Linked DNA regions of Homo sapiens: region 2 is linked to region 1. A link is a loop called in an ENCODE intact Hi-C map of the cell type or tissue named here. Cell type or tissue: PC-9. All regions are shown on one strand.

What was found. Hi-C counts contacts between places; a loop is a spot of excess contacts. Peaks named below come from ENCODE experiments on the same cell type or tissue, not always from the same donor. Only the 100,000 strongest peaks of a DNase experiment are listed, where the experiment ranks them.
Region 2: it touches region 1 in a loop (4-fold over the local background); 2 of 110 quality-filtered maps call a loop at or near these places.

The regions. Positions count from the first base shown.
Region 1 is chr17:45,426,834-45,429,333 of GRCh38, forward strand. All of the region lies in intron 4 of ARHGAP27 (Rho GTPase activating protein 27), which reads right to left. LOC124904016 (a long non-coding RNA gene) reads left to right here and starts at 1,730. Exons shown (of 2, transcript XR_007065825.1): 1 at 1,730-1,815; 2 at 2,096-2,500. In PC-9, CTCF peaks have their summits at 1,400 (motif pointing right) and 1,605 (motif pointing right); a DNase peak (open chromatin) is centred at 1,448.
Region 2 is chr17:45,276,227-45,278,726 of GRCh38, forward strand. The region is part of intron 6 of MAP3K14 (mitogen-activated protein kinase kinase kinase 14); the gene reads right to left. Among named protein-coding and RNA genes, the nearest start is that of SPATA32, 15 kb to the left of the region's middle. In PC-9, a CTCF peak has its summit at 1,150 (motif pointing right); a DNase peak (open chromatin) is centred at 1,275; H3K27ac peaks cover 1,017 bases.

The DNA.
Region 1 (2,500 bases):
CCCCCTGACCAGCTGAGCGTCTAGTGGTCACTTAGGGTAAGTGTTATACGGCCTTTCTCTCACATGACCTTCCTGTGCGTCCTTCTTCTGGACACTTCTTGGCCTCTGAGCCAGCACTCTCATGCTTCTCTTCCCTTTGGCACCTAAATCCAGGTGGGCCCCATCTTTTTTCCACTCTGCTCCTCCCCAAGTCATCCCCCCGTCAGGAAGCAGCACCACTGTCTGCCCACGAGTGCCAGCTGGGAATCTAGAACTCAACCTGATTTCCCTCCCACCTCCCTCGGCCCCCAGACCCTGCCCATCCATCTCCCAAACCTCTGTTTCCACACATGCCCACGAGACCACCAAGAGCTTCAGCCATTCTTGAAGCCCTGGCCACAGGGATTTTTTTCTCAATCCCATTCCTGTCTCTGCTAAAAGCCTCACAGCGGCTGCAGGATAATGTGCACATTCCTGGCAAGGGCCCACGAGGCCCTGCCCGGGTGGGCACCCACTCTCAACCCTATGCTCCACTCTGAGCCCCGGCCCCATGTCTTCTCTTGCTGGCCTCCTATCCAAGAGGGTGAGTCCCCCAGGATCGTGGCTGTGCCTCAGTCCTCTCCAGATCCGAAGGCTCACCAGGGCTTGGCAGGTATTCAGCTAGTTGATGCCTAATGAAGGAGTGAATGGGCCTGGAGGATCATGGTGGGGAAACTCTGCCTGGGACAACTAAGAGCAGGGATGGGGTTCCCTTGCGGGGGCAGGGCCAACTCCCTACCCTGGACTTTGTTGGGGGTGGAGCACCAGGGAGACCCACAGCTGCCTCTTGAATAAAGCTCTGTGGCAGGGAACGTGGTATTATTGCACACATCGCACAGGGGAGGAAACAGGACCAGAGATGCAAAGCGACTTGTGGAGGTCACAAGTGGGGCCAGAGAGCTGCCTGTCTCTGGCCAATGTCCTAGATTCCCCCCCTGGGTAAGTCCCCTACCCCTATCATCGGTGCCCCTCCCTCCATATGCCACTGCAACTGGGAACCTGCTGGGAGCTGGAGGAAGGATGGGCAGAGGGGCCACCTGGCAGGCGCCCTGGCAGCCGGGGTGATCTGTCTTCTCAGGAGATGTCAGGACCTGGGCAGTCTCCTTCCTCTTTGGTCCTGGGGCCTGGGGTGTTGGCCCTTGCAGACCTACAGAGCCCTGGCTCATAGGTAAAGGGCTGCCGCACCTCTGCGCTTCTCAACACACACTCTCTGTGCACTCTGTTTGAGCCAGACCCTGGGCCAGATGCGAGGTTCAAAGAGCAAGGCCATTCCCCCACCTCCAGGGGCTCTGCTCAGATGGGCAGGCACCCTCCCACCGTCACTAGGACAGAGTGGCAGTGCCCAGCCCCGCCCGCCGGGTGCCGTTCCCCACCCTGGCCACAAGGCGGCGGGCTACCGCTGCAGAAGCCTGAGTGAAGGCGGCGGAGACCCAGGGAAGCCAAACCAGGACTACCCAGACAGCCTGGGTGGACCCCCTGCTGCTGTCAAGCGCTTCGAAGCCTTACCTCGTTTAAGGCTCACAACCCTAATCCTTAAGTATTGTGCTTACACCAGAGGACGCTGGGCCTGGGGGAACGTCCTCGCGTGTAAGTTAAGTGGCTGTCAGCAGCTGGCAGGTGACCCAGCAGAATCCAGTTCCCCTTTCCCTAGTCTCAAAACCTGAGCTCTGCATTGTAACGAGTCGGGCGGAGGGAACACCCAGCAGCGGGCCTACGGAGGCGTGTCTCCTTCGTCTGGGCATCCCGGACTCAGTCCTGGCACATAGTGGGCATCAGTGTTCATGGTAATGACATCAGGTACAGCGAAAGAAATCAGAGGCTCCCGAGGATCAGAGGTCATCTGTCCAACCCCTCCCTTTGGGCTAAAGAACAAACCGAGACCCTAAGAGAGGAAAAGAACTGCCCCTAGATCATCACACGGCCGGTGGCAGATGGCAGAACGGTTCTGAGCATCTTTTTTTCCCCTCGGGCTGCCCCTCTCTGAAAAGTTCCTAAAGTTCAAAATGTCAGGGTCGCCTAGAGTGTTCTGAGGATGTAAGACCTGTTTTTAAAACGTGCTCTATTTTCGATTTCCCAGATGAACACAACTGGACTCTGAAGAGGGGGAAAAAAACAACCTCACTTAACCGGACGTCTTTCTGAAACAAACCCATCAAGAGTTCTTTAAAAAAAGGAACTGAAATGCTGGAAGCACCCTCAAAGGGAAGCAGACGCCTGACTTTCACATCCACCCTCTCATCTGACCCCAGACTCCTGGGAGACGGGCAAGTCGGTTGGGCCGGGGCAGGCCCGCAATCCCCCGTTCCGTGCCCAGATGCGCTTCGGAATACAGAACAGCTGGGACTTGGAAAGATAATATGGGGCACACACCTGCAGTAGGTTATATAACCTCCCAGCAGGGCTTGGGGCAGCAGCCGACCATCGAGCTCATTTGCATTTCTGCAGCGAAACATGAATATTCACACAAGTGCGATAAATAAAG
Region 2 (2,500 bases), 150 kb before region 1:
CCACTCCTTTCTGCAGGGACCAGCAACTTGGTGGGAGGAAATAGGCCTTGGATATAAACATCTTGGGCTTAGATCCTGGCTCCGCCTTTTAAAACAAGGCAGCAGACTTCCCATCCACATATTTCCACATGCAAACAGCAGGGACGGTGGTATCTGCTCCTGGGTAGAGCAAGGATTTGGAAGGATGGTAACTGACACCAGGCCTGGCAACCAGTGGGCACTCAGGAAGTGCTAGCTCCCCAATTCCTCCAGCTCACATCAGAGAAGCTGATACTTAGACTGACTTAGACCTTTTTTTTTTTTGAGACAGAGTCTCGCTGTGTCGCCCAGGCTGGAGTGCAGTGGCGCAATCTCAGCTAATTACAACCTCCGCCTCCTGGGTTCAAGCAATTCTCCTGCCTCAGCCTCCCCAGTAGCTGGGATTACAGGCACCTGCCACTATGCACAGCTAATTTTTCATATTTTTAGTAGAGGCAGGGTTTCACCATGTTGGTCAGGCTGGTCTTAAACTCCTGACCTCAGGTGATCCGCCTACCTTGGCCTCCCAAAGTGCTGGGATTACAGGCGTGAGCCACTGTGCCCGGCCTCTTAGACTTCTTTTTTTTTTTTTTTTTTTTTTTGAGACAGAGTCTCGCTCTGTCACCAGGCTGGAGTGCAGTGGTGTGATATCTCAGCTCACTGCAACCTCCGCCTCCTGGGTTCAAGCGATTCTTGTGCCTCAGCCTCCTGAGTAGCTGGGATTACAGGCACGTGCCACCACATCCAGCTAATTTTTGTATTTTTAGTAGAGACAGAGTTTCACCACGTTGGCCAGGCTGGTCTTGAACTCCTGGCCTCATGATCCGCCCACCTCAGCCTCCCAAAGTGCTGGGATTACAGGCGTGAGCCACTGCGCACGGCCTCTTAGGCTTCTTCTTCTTTTTTTTAATTTTATTTATTATTATACTTTAAGTTTTAGGGTACATGTGCACAATGTGCAGGTTTGTTACATATGTATACATGTGCCATGTTGGTGTGCTGCACCCATTAACTTGTCATTTAGCATTAGGTATATCTCCTAATGCTATTCCTCCCCCCTCCCCGCTTAGTAGACTTGTCCTCCTTCCTAGCTGCTGATGGTTCTCAAGTAAGCCTTGAGTAGCATCGCCAGGGGGCGCTGGCAGTAACAGAACCAGCTTGGAAGCGATCTTCACAGACTTGCTGACTTGGCAAACAGCCCTGACACTGTGGGGTTTTTGGACTTTTGCCTATCAGTGGAAAATGTCGCCCTTCTGGTTCCCTAATATCTGGTTTGGTTAATCACCTCCCATGAACTTTGACTCTGCCAGTGTTTCCAGCTCTAAAAAGCCTCTGAACCTGAGTTGGAACTAATTCAACAACAGGACTTGTTAGCAAATGTCTTCAGCCTAACCACCCCCAAACTGAGCTGAGGCACCCCGGGGCACTGCAGATAACTCAGAAGGGCGCCAAATGGATATCTGACATTTGAGGGAAACGGCCACCGCAGTATCTGCAGGACACCGCGTGAACTACTCGCTCGAGACAGTTCAGCTTCAAAGTACGATCACGCACGTGACATTCCCTTTGATAATGTATCTCTATGAAGCTATGTTTTTGCAGGTCACTGTGATTAAAAGTACTTCAAGGAGAAAATGTGGGATATGAAGGTGGTGGTGTCCTATCTGATTTCAAGGGTTGAGATGTGCAACAAGGCATACATCCCGTTAATAATCTGGCGGTTTGGAAATGGAAGGACCCTTTTTCTTTCAACTTATGTCACGCTTTTCAAATGGCTACTAAGTTGTTAGGATAAAGACTTATTATTCGACCTCACTGCTTCATAAACAGAACTGTTGGGTATTTGTTTTGGCCTGGGTTGCCCTGAAACAATGACTGAGATATTAACAGGGCTGTGATCCAAAAGAGTTGGGGAAACTTGGCTTTAACTTTGCAGAAATCTGTAAGTCCTCTTAGAGTGTCCCGTCCATGCTAAAAATATTTCCAACCACCCAGACCAAAGAGGTGGGAGGAGATACTTCAAAATACAAGGTGCTTTAGAAGTCGGTGCCAGAGGAGAAAGCAGCCCAGCCTTCCAGGCCAAGCTGGCTGCCCGTCTGGCCACCCCTCCTCTCTGAACTTCCGTGTTCCTCATCCGTAAAATGAGGGGGCTGGACTGCGATGAGGATATTCATGAGAACTAAGATCTAATGCCCACTTATCATTTCCCAGGCACCGGTAAAGCCCTTTCTAAGCATTAGTTATTCAGATCTTACAATAGCCTGTAAGCTGGTGGGATCATTATCCCCATTTTATAGATGAAGAAGCTGAAGCCTGGGCAAGTAATTTGCCCAAGGTCACTGGGTATAAGAGATCACAGCAGCGCTTTTACTCGGGCAAGCCTGACTCCAGAGCTGCCAGCTACTCTGCCTCCTGAAGGCCTTTCCATGCTGAACTTTTTTTTTTTTTTTTTGAGACAAGGTCTCCCTTGGTTGGCCAGGCT